Regions from separate parts of the Homo sapiens genome. Here regions 1 and 3 are each linked to region 2. Evidence: chromatin contacts called from ENCODE Hi-C data. All regions are on one chromosome and are shown on one strand. The core of a region is the stretch at or near the end of the contact, and the rest is flanking DNA. Distances in the headings are between cores, read along the strand shown. Region 1 holds the start of TRMT61A (tRNA methyltransferase 61A). Region 2 holds the start of CDCA4 (cell division cycle associated 4). Region 3 holds the start of XRCC3 (X-ray repair cross complementing 3).

Region 1 (3,133 bases), core at 265-2,764, 1.5 Mb after region 2:
CAGTGAGCTCCTCGGGGTAGCCCTGGCCTCTTTCCAGAAGGGGCAACTCTCTCTGCTTCACCATCAGCACGGAGGACTAGAGGTTGACGGTCAGTACCTAGGACAGCGCCAAGCATCAAGCTGGCCACGCCCCACCAAGGCAAGCAGGACCCTCACTAGAGCACCAGTCCTCCCCAGCTCCTCCTGGTCCATTTCCCACCACCTCTCACTCCAGTTACAGCACCAGCCTCCTAACGGGCTTCTCTGCCTCCACCTTCACTCCCTGCTGTCAGCATCCCGGAAAGATGTGAAAATAGAAACTGAGGAGCCACATGTGTCTGTAGGAAGGGCAGGCTGGAGGCTCTGACCTCCACCTTTGTGTCAATTTCTGCGTTAAACTGAGGCAGCCTGAGGAACTCACCAGACTCACAGACCACAGAGCCGGGCCGAAGCTCCAACATCATGGTGATGAGGGCGATGTCTGTGGAGTAGAGGATCTGCGTGCGGTGCGGCAGGTTCAGCGTCCAGAGCTCGGGCGTGGGGTGCAGCACATACACCCAGCCACCTCGGCCGCACGTCACCTTGGAGCCGAAGGGGCGGCCGATAAGGTCAACTGAGTGCCGCAGGACACCATGCCGGGTCTGGGTCTGTGCCCCACGCTGCACACGCACCGCCACCATTGCACCATGGCCCAGTGACAGGATGGCCGTGTCACCCTCCTTGATCAGCTCCTCGTATGCCACGAAGCTCATGGTGCTAATGTCTGGCAAGGGCCAAGGACCTGGGGAGGGGTGTGTGTAGGCATGAGCAAGTCAGGAGGCAGGATGAGGGCCTAGGGTCTAGGTAGAAGGCTTCGAGGCCTACATCCCAGCAGTGGGCATGGGCGGGGTGTGGCTAGCTCAGCCTCAGTCTCTGCCACTGCCTGACAGGGAGCCCAATAGCGCTGCACTCTGGCCTGGCCTCTGAAGCCTTTCTTGGTCTAGGACAAGAGACAGGGACTATGAGCCTAAATCAGAGATGAAAAGACTGAGGCTTGGCAATGGCGGAGTTCGGTCCCAAGGATTCCCGGAGTGAGGACCCGACCCTCCCATCACCCTTCTCCAGGAGCTTGACTCCCATTCCCAAGATGTGAGATGAGGAAGCGCCTTTGCGAGGTGTCCACCGGCGGGGGAGAGGCAAATGGTCAATGAGGTCACCTCCAAGCCAGGCTTGATTCCTCACCCCAGTCTCCCCCACGGGGGCTAGGTGGCAGGGTATGACAGAGGATTCAGGGCTCCCCAGTAAGGGGCTGGGGACGCGGAGCTGGCCGTCCACGCAAACACCGCCCAGCCGATGCAGAGGCAACAAGGGGCCAGGCCGGGCCGGCGGGGGCCGCCCATGCGAGGCTGGAGGGACAGGCCCTGCGCGCCGTGCCCGGCCCGGGTCACCCTCACCCGCGCCCTGCCACCCTGTACCCCGCGGAGTCTCACCTGCGACGCTCCTGCTGCCGGGGCTCCACACGTGCCTCCGCGACGCGCGGCGGCGGCGGCCACAACACTTCCGGCTCCGCGCCCGCTGATGACGTCGCGCCCCGCCTCCGCCTCCCCCTCCCCCCCTCCGCGCACGGGATCCTGGGAGCGCCAGGCTGCCCTTCCCGCCCCTCCCAGAGGACGTTTCCTGGGCGACTTCTTCCCTCATGTGAGCTGCTCTGTTTACATTTGCTGGTCGCTGGAAGATCGAAAGACTGGACAAAATCCATATGGCGGCCGGCCGGCGCGGTGGCTCTCGCCTGTGATCCCGCGCTTTGGGAGGCCGAGGCGGGAGGTTCTTCTGAGCTGAAGAGTTCGAGACCAGCCCGGGAAACGTAGTGAGACCCCCACCATCTCTACAAATAATAACAAACAAACAAAAGGTCCCCCCGCCCCGCCGGCCGCGGGTTGCCGTCGCACCCAGGCACATTTGAAGGGCGGCAGGAGCCAAGGCCTGGCTGTCACTGCTGTCCCGGACCCCTTTGACGGCCCCTGGGGGTTCACCAGAGGGCTGGCCCGTGGCTCACTGCCCAGTCCTCTATGAGGACACTTCGCCATAGACATTTTGTTATTGCAGACTGCTCTGGGAACACCCCTGACTGGGCCCTAAAATGAATTCCAGAAAAGGAATCGCAGGTCAAGGGGCGGTTCTAAAAGGCTTGGGCTAGGGTCAGCCAGAGCTCTGTGCAGCAGATGGGGGCCTGGAAAAGTCTGCAGAAGTGGCCTTCCGCCCAGGCCCTGCCTCCCCCGACGGGGGCACGTTGTCCTGAGTGCAGAGCTGCTTCTAGGAGGGAGTAGGGGTCCTGTGTCCCCTCCTGCGAACCAAGGCATAATGAGAACTGGATGACTTGGGCCCACTTTTGGGTCTGGTGAGCAGCCTGGGCAGGAGACTGGAGGAGGTGCTGCTGGAGGATGGGCAGAACAGGGAAGCGGGAGTGGCGTTCTGTCTCAGCAACACCATTCCCAGCTGGCTCCTCTGTGGAGTGTGTGTGCAGGGGAGCGGGGGCAGGGGACACGGATTTTCTTCCTCCAGCTCTTAGCTCTCAGGACCAGAGCTTGGAGAGGAACAGAGACCCCCCTACCCAGCCTAGGGTTTAGCCTGCGCCCGAACCCAAGCCAGTTAGCAATGACCCTAGGGCACCCTCCCCAGTCACTCAGCCACTCCAGCCTGGTAAGATGAGGTGGCCAGGCTCCTGCAGAGCGAGCTCCCCTCTGGAGCCCTGGCAGCCTGTAGAGCACTCTCAACTCTCTCGCCTCTGGGGCAGGCCAGGCCAGGCTGTTTGTGGCCCTTGCATTGGCTTCTCAGGGTCCATCATGGAAACCTAGGGGTCCAACCTCAGCCCCTCTGTGTCCCTGCCCTAGCTGCGGCTGAGAGCCCCCAGGAGTAAGCTGGTGAGAGGCCTTCCATGGCCTCCCACTCTCTGTGGGCTCCTGTCCCTGTGGGGCCACCACGCTGGCCACCAGCTGCCTCTACTTCTGCCTTACAGCCTCCCTGCCTTCTGCTCTCAACGTTGAAACAGCCCCCTCCACAGCTCCCGAACCTGTGTTCCAGCGGATGCTTCTCTCCCTTGATGATGCACCCGCCTGAGTCACCCCCTAATTTCTCCCCTGGGGGATTCTGACTTTCCACTTCTCTTGGGTTTCTC
Region 2 (2,915 bases), core at 214-2,713:
TTCCAGCCTTCCTGCCACCTCCTCCAAATCTATTACCAACAGTGATTCTTGGTGGTTGTGGTGCCTCATGCCTGTAATCCCAGAACTTTGGGAGGCCAAGGTAGGAGGATCACTTAAGGCCAGGAGTTGGAGACCAGCCTGTGTAACAAGACAATACCCTGTCTCTACAAAATTACCAAAAAAAAAAAAAAAGTTAGCTTGGTGTAGTGGCACACTTCTGTAGTCCCAGCTACTTGGGAGGCTGAGGCGTGAGAATCACTCGAGCACAAGAGTTCGAGGATACAGTGAGCCATAATCACGCCACTGTTGTCCAGCCTGGGCGAAAGAGACCCCCTTTTTTTTTTTTTTAAATAAGAACAGTGATTCTTTTCAAGCACAATTCAGATTCCAGTTCCTTCTCTGCTGACCATGCCAGTAGTCTCCATCCCACTCCCAGAATAGCCCAAAAGTCCCTCCACCCCTCACACTTAAAACTTTCCCACGAGATCACAGGGTTCTTTCTCACTGCACTGAGACGTGCTCCTGCCTCCTGCCCCTGCCTCGGGCTTTGCCCCAGCCATTCCTCTCCTGAATTCTCGTCCACTCTTCCTTTTGGTGCTTTAAGACGCTCCTTATCCTAGAGACCTATGTGAGCAGCGCCCCCACGTCACTCCCAGGTTTCCCGACAGCATTTCAGCATTTACCACCGACCTTGGCGCATCCGCACCTGCGGATTGATCTGAGGATTCCCCCCCAACTTCCAGCACTTGGCTCTCAGCTGCAGCCACGCCTGCCGGGCCTGCTGCAGGCGCTCAGGGTATTACTTAAGTCAATGATTGCAGGTTCTCGCATCCTATTTAAAACCTTTTCCACTAAGAGATTTAAAACACGTGTCCCCTGCTTTGAACTTTCACGTTACATTTCTTACGTGTAAACCTAGGAAGCCTTTGGAGATAACCCCGGTCTCTGGAGAGGCTTGGATAGACCTCGGAGCCCAGACCGCCCGGGAATTGCCGTGCCCGGCTCCTCCCGACCCCGGCACGGATGCCTCGGCGGAGAAGTTGAGCCAGGCAGAAGCGAGAGAGTCCAAACCTCTGTTTGCCCCGCCACGCCCGCCCGAGGGCCCCACGTGGGCCCCAGGCGCAGGCGCGTTCAGTTCAGGGCCAGACGCGCGGAGACCTGGGAGCTGGCGGGGCGGGGCCGGACTGGGCGCGGGGAGACCTGGGAGCCGGCGGGGCGTGGGCGTGGCGGGGCCGGGCGCAGGGGCGGGGGCGGGGCAACCGAGGGCGCGCGCGAGCCCCAACGGCCGTCGCCGCAGCGCGGGAAGACGCGCCACAGATGCCCCGCCCGCGTGGGTTTGAACAAGAGGCCCCGCCCCCGGCCCGCGAGTGGCCAATCAGCGGGCGTAGCGCGCGGAGAGCGCAGCGTCGACCCTTTGTGGACGCCGAGTGGCGGTCGCTCGCCCCGCCCCGCGCCGTCGGGCGCTCCTTCCTCAGCGGCGGGAAGCTGGCGGCAGCGGCGGTGGCGGTGGCTGAGCAGAGGACCCGGCGGGCGGCCTCGCGGGTCAGGTGAGCGGGCCCGGCGGACCGCTAGGGCGTCTACGGCGGCGTGCACTTTTGTGCTGCAGGGCGCGGAGGAGCCTGGGGGCGGTGCGCGGAGTCTGTGGCTCCTGGCGCTGGGTCCGGGGCGGAGGCGGCGCCCGGGACCACCGCTGGGGCTGCCGCGGCGCCCTCGCCGCCCTCCTGGGCGCTGGTTCCCCCGCGGGGTGGCCGCTGCTGAGGGGGCCCGGGGAACAGAGGGGCCCGGGCCGCCGTCTGCGTTCCTTGCGGAGCGCGGAGCTGGGGCTTTGCCGAGGCCTGCGGGCGGCCCCACGCGGGAGCCGCTTCACGAGGGCCCGGCTGGGGTACGCAGCGGCGTTTCCCGTACCTCGGCTCTAGTTGCAGCGGAGGGAACGCCAGGCGCGCCGCAGCCCCCTCTGTCGGAGCCCGGCCGCGGAGAGGGCCGCGGATGTGGGAGGAGGCCCAGACCCCGGGCGGGTCGGCCAGCGCCGTCTTCCCTGGGCTCCTCCGGCGGTGCGAGGTGGGACTAGGGAAAGTCCCCGAGACACTTGCAGAAGTCAGACGCAAGCCTCCCTCCGCGTCTTCAGACGCTTCTCGCCCCGCAAACAGGATCGTCGTGGCAAAGGCTCCGACAGCTTGCTGGAATAGAGGGTCTCCGCTGCCTCGCTTCTCCTGTGGCCTTCGTGTGGGACGCACGGGACGGCGGGACCCAGATAACCGTTCTCTCAAAGCGAGCCACAGAAAAACATTGCCTGTTCACAAAACTTACGTTTTATCAACTTTCTACGTACAACCACTCTATTTTCAAGTGTCACCGTGTTTTATAATTAGGGTGGAAATCCAGAATACAAAGTGAGTTACACCCCTTTTCTAGGAAGAGTAGTAGGCTGTATCTTGGAAAAGGGGCTAGGAAGTTTCCCTCAACTTGCCACTGGAACATGTTTTCAGGGAAAAGAAGGAGTGTGTTTCGTTCCAAGTAACAAAAGTACCTGCAATTGGCTGGGCGCGGTAGCTCACACCTCCCAGCACTTTGAGAGGAGGCCTAGGCGGGTGGATCTCCTGAGGTCCCGAGTTCGAGACTAGCTGGCCAACGTGGTGAAACCCCGTCTGTACTAAAAATACAAAAATTAGCTGGGCGTGATGGCGCATGCCTGTAATCATAATCCTAGCTATGTGGGAGGCTGAGGCAGGAGAATCGCTTGAACCAGAAAGGCAGAGGTCTCAGCCGAGATCGTGCCATTGCACTCCAGCCTGGGCGACAGAGCGAGACTCCGTCTCAAAAAACAAAAAAAACCAAATACCTGAAATTAACATAACAGTAATTGTTCATGAACAGCCTCCAGGAGACTTGTAGTGGAAGGTGGAGCTCCCACTCAG
Region 3 (2,999 bases), core at 312-2,811, 1.3 Mb after region 2:
TTCCAACGTCTGCTTAGTTCTATCACTGAGGGAATTAAACGAATCTGTAACACGTGTTAAGTATGAAAGTCATATTACAAAAATTCTTTTTCTCCCCCAATTTTTTTTTTATCGTGGTAAAATCCACAGAACAGAAACTGGACACACCTGTTAGCGCACAGCCAGTGGGATTAAATGCACTCGGGGCCTTCCCAGTTGGCCAAGGGGCTGGTGTGAGGCAAAGGCACCTCCGATCAGGTCACAGGGAACCCCACGGGAGGCCCAGCGGATGGCCTGGCTCAGGGACCCCACGCCCACGCCCCAATGTCTGCAGGAGTGGCCTGGGCAACTCCTGCCGTGTCTGGGCCCATGGGAAACGGGTGCAAATCTGCGGTCTCCTTCAAACTGTCCAGTGGGCGACTGCGACCTCGCTTCCGAGGTGGAGGGTGGTATAGACGAAGGGAAACGGGGGGCAGCCTGGCCCGCAGACTGGGTCCTGGCCCTCCTTCCGAGCAGGAGGTGGCTTCGGAACCGGCCACCCGCCCGCGGCACCGACGCCTCCCCCGGTTCCCGGGAGGGACCCCTGCGGGGCCGCCAGCTCCAGCGCTTCCGCGGACAGCACGCGCCCTCCCCACCGAGCCTGCGAGGAAGGCGCTCCGCCTTCCACTTTCTCGGGAGCGAGCCCCAGCTCTCGGGACGCAGTCCACACGCGCTAGCCCAGCACGAACCGGCCTCGGGCAGGGCCGCACCCACCCCCGGGACCAGCCCGCGCCCCGCACCCCGCCTCCCGGCGCCCGCCCTGGACAGGTGCCTCCTGCCCTCCCGGGACCCCCGCACCGGGACACCGCGCGCCTCCCGCCCTCCCCGCGGGCGTAGGAGCCTGAGGCGGCGGCCCGGGGACGCGGCCAACCTGGGAGAGAGCGGGGGCGGGGGCCGGCTGGGGAAGGGGCCGCCCGGAGGCGGAGGGGTCGTCGCGGGAGCCTGGAAGCCCGCGGGGCCGGGCCGGGGCGGCGGGGCGGGTCGGAGGCGCTGGCCGGGGCGACGGCCACCCACCTCCTTGTCCGGGACCCACTGCGGCTCCTCCAGGCCGAACGGGCTTCCGAAGGCGCGGTGTTCGGGCACCATGCGCAGGCCGCTCGGGGAGCGCACCAGCTTCTTGGCGTCGCGGCGCGCGGACACCTCGGAGGACATGACGCCGCCTCAGCCTCTCGGCCAGCGGCCCCGCACCCGGCCCCTCGCCCAGCCCGGGGCACCGCCCGCCCCGCCCCGGTCCGCGCGCGGCTGACAGCGCCGGCGTCCAATCGCCAAGCCCGCCACGGAGCGCGGACTAATCGGAGCTTGAACTCCGCCCCATCGCTGCCCTCTCCAATCCGTGTAAGGGCACCGCCCCTGCAACCCTGAGGTCGATCACCAATCGGCGGCGAGGGCTGGCCCGGGTACGCTCCGCCCCTCTCAGGGAGATTGAGACTTTGGATTGGTTAGTTAGTCAGTCACGTTAGCGCCGCTTCGTCTCTGATTGGTGTAGCCCACTCAGGGTGCTAGGCGCCTATTGGAGGAGAAGGCCGAGAGGAGCAGGACGGCGGGAAGAGGAGTGCGGAACCCGCGGGAGGTGAGGCCCGCCGAGCCGGGCTGCGAGCCGGGCTGCGAGCCGGGCGGCAGCGGGGTCGGAGGTCGTGGGCGGCAGCGGGCGTGAGGGGTGAGGCAGGGTCAAGGGGCGGGGGCGGCCGCGGGTCTCCATTGCCCGAGCCTGTGGGAGCAGGCGGGCCTGGGGCTGCAGCACTCACCCCGGGAGCCCCGCCGCAGCTCGGGTAGCGTTCAGGCACCTCGCCGGGGCCGGGCCGCGTGCGTTCGGAGCGGGGAAGGCGGTCTCCGGGGCCCCCGGTGCGCGCGGGGAGGCGTCCGCTCAGGGGAGGCCGAGGTGGGCCCGCGGCTGCGCCCCCGGCCTTCGATGCCTTCGCTCGTCCGCCTGGGACCGCGCTGGCTTCGCATCGAAGTGGGAGAGGTCTGAACAGTTATTTTAATACTTTGATTTGGAAAGAAAATCCTTTAGGCCGGGCGCGGTGGCTCACGCCTGTAATCCGAGCACTTTGGGAGGCCGAGGCGGGCGGATCACGAGGTCAGGAGTTCAAGACCAGCCTGGCCAACATGGTGAAACCCCGTCTCTACTAAAAATACAAAAATTAGCTGGGTGTGGTGGCACGTGCCTGTAATCCCAGCTGCTTGGGAGGCTGAGGCAGGAGAATTGTTTGAACCAGGACCCGGGAGGCGGAGGTTGCAGTGAGCCGAGATCACATTACTGCACTCCAGCCTGGGCTACAGAAAAAGACTCCATCTCAGAAAGCACACAAAAAAAAGAAGAAAATGTTTGTTCATCCTGCCTTTAATTCCTTATTACAAGGCGTGAATTTTTATTGTTTTTTTTGAGACAGTCTGGCTCTGTCATCCGGGGTGGAGTGCAGTGGCGTCTTCACAGCTAGGCACAACCTCGACCTCCCAGGCTCTCAAGTAGCTGGGACCGCAAGCGCCACTACACTGGCCAGCTATTTTTCTTTTTTTTTTTTTTTTTCGGTAGAGAGTAGGTCTTGCTGTGTTGCCCAGGCTGGTCTTGAACTCCTGGGCTCAGGCGACCTTGGCCGCCTTGGCCTCCCACGGTGCTGGGATGACAGGCATCAGCAGTGTTGAAGCCTGTGAGGTGGGGTCCCTGTGGCTGACTCTGCCCTCTCCTGGGGCCATTGGCAGTGCAGGGGTCCTTGTGTGTGGAGGAAATAAGGAGATGATCAAAGTATGATTCCACGAATCACACGGTTTATTGTCAAAGAAGATTTGTTCTCGGGTTCACAGTGCTCAGAGGGGAGGAGAGGGGAGGAGGTGAAGACACCTGGCAGGGAAGCAGGGCCTCCATGGATGGGGTGCATTCACGGCAGGGAGGTGAGTGGCAGAACGGCCAGGGTCCGGTTGCTCTGCTGGGATGGAGCGGGCCCCTGGAGAGTGAGATCTGGTGAGAGTTCGAGGTTTGCCTT

The links. Hi-C counts contacts between places; a loop is a spot of excess contacts on that map. Pooled maps may share reads with other maps.
Region 1: a loop to region 2 is called in a pooled map, with 6 times the contacts of the local background. The contact joins the promoter of TRMT61A here to the promoter of CDCA4 in region 2. A Hi-C loop is called at or near these places in 2 of 37 single-sample maps with no recorded cell type and 3 of 50 pooled maps.
Region 3: a loop to region 2 is called in a map of CD8-positive, alpha-beta T cell, with 12 times the contacts of the local background. The contact joins the promoter of XRCC3 here to the promoter of CDCA4 in region 2. A Hi-C loop is called at or near these places in 2 of 168 maps with a recorded cell type or tissue (CD4-positive, alpha-beta memory T cell and CD8-positive, alpha-beta T cell), 1 of 37 single-sample maps with no recorded cell type and 8 of 50 pooled maps.

Annotation. Positions count from the first base shown.
Region 1 is chr14:103,527,577-103,530,709 of GRCh38, reverse strand. TRMT61A (tRNA methyltransferase 61A) reads right to left here and starts at 1,514. Exons shown (of 4, transcript NM_152307.3): 1 at 1,449-1,514; 2 at 401-760. The coding sequence starts at 731. RefSeq lists silencers at 1,358-1,527, 1,538-1,587.
Region 2 is chr14:105,019,631-105,022,545 of GRCh38, reverse strand. It overlaps CDCA4 (cell division cycle associated 4), which reads left to right and starts at 1,463. Exons shown (of 2, transcript NM_017955.4): 1 at 1,463-1,547. RefSeq lists enhancers at 668-727, 743-1,256, 1,771-2,286, 2,738-2,915 and silencers at 1,028-1,097, 1,128-2,017, 2,028-2,117.
Region 3 is chr14:103,714,013-103,717,011 of GRCh38, reverse strand. XRCC3 (X-ray repair cross complementing 3) reads left to right here and starts at 1,561. Exons shown (of 10, transcript NM_005432.4): 1 at 1,561-1,588. ZFYVE21 (zinc finger FYVE-type containing 21) reads right to left here and starts at 1,202. Exons shown (of 7, transcript NM_024071.4): 1 at 1,033-1,202. The coding sequence starts at 1,170. RefSeq lists silencers at 389-468, 529-598, 699-778, 969-1,538, 1,619-1,878 and an enhancer at 2,075-2,760.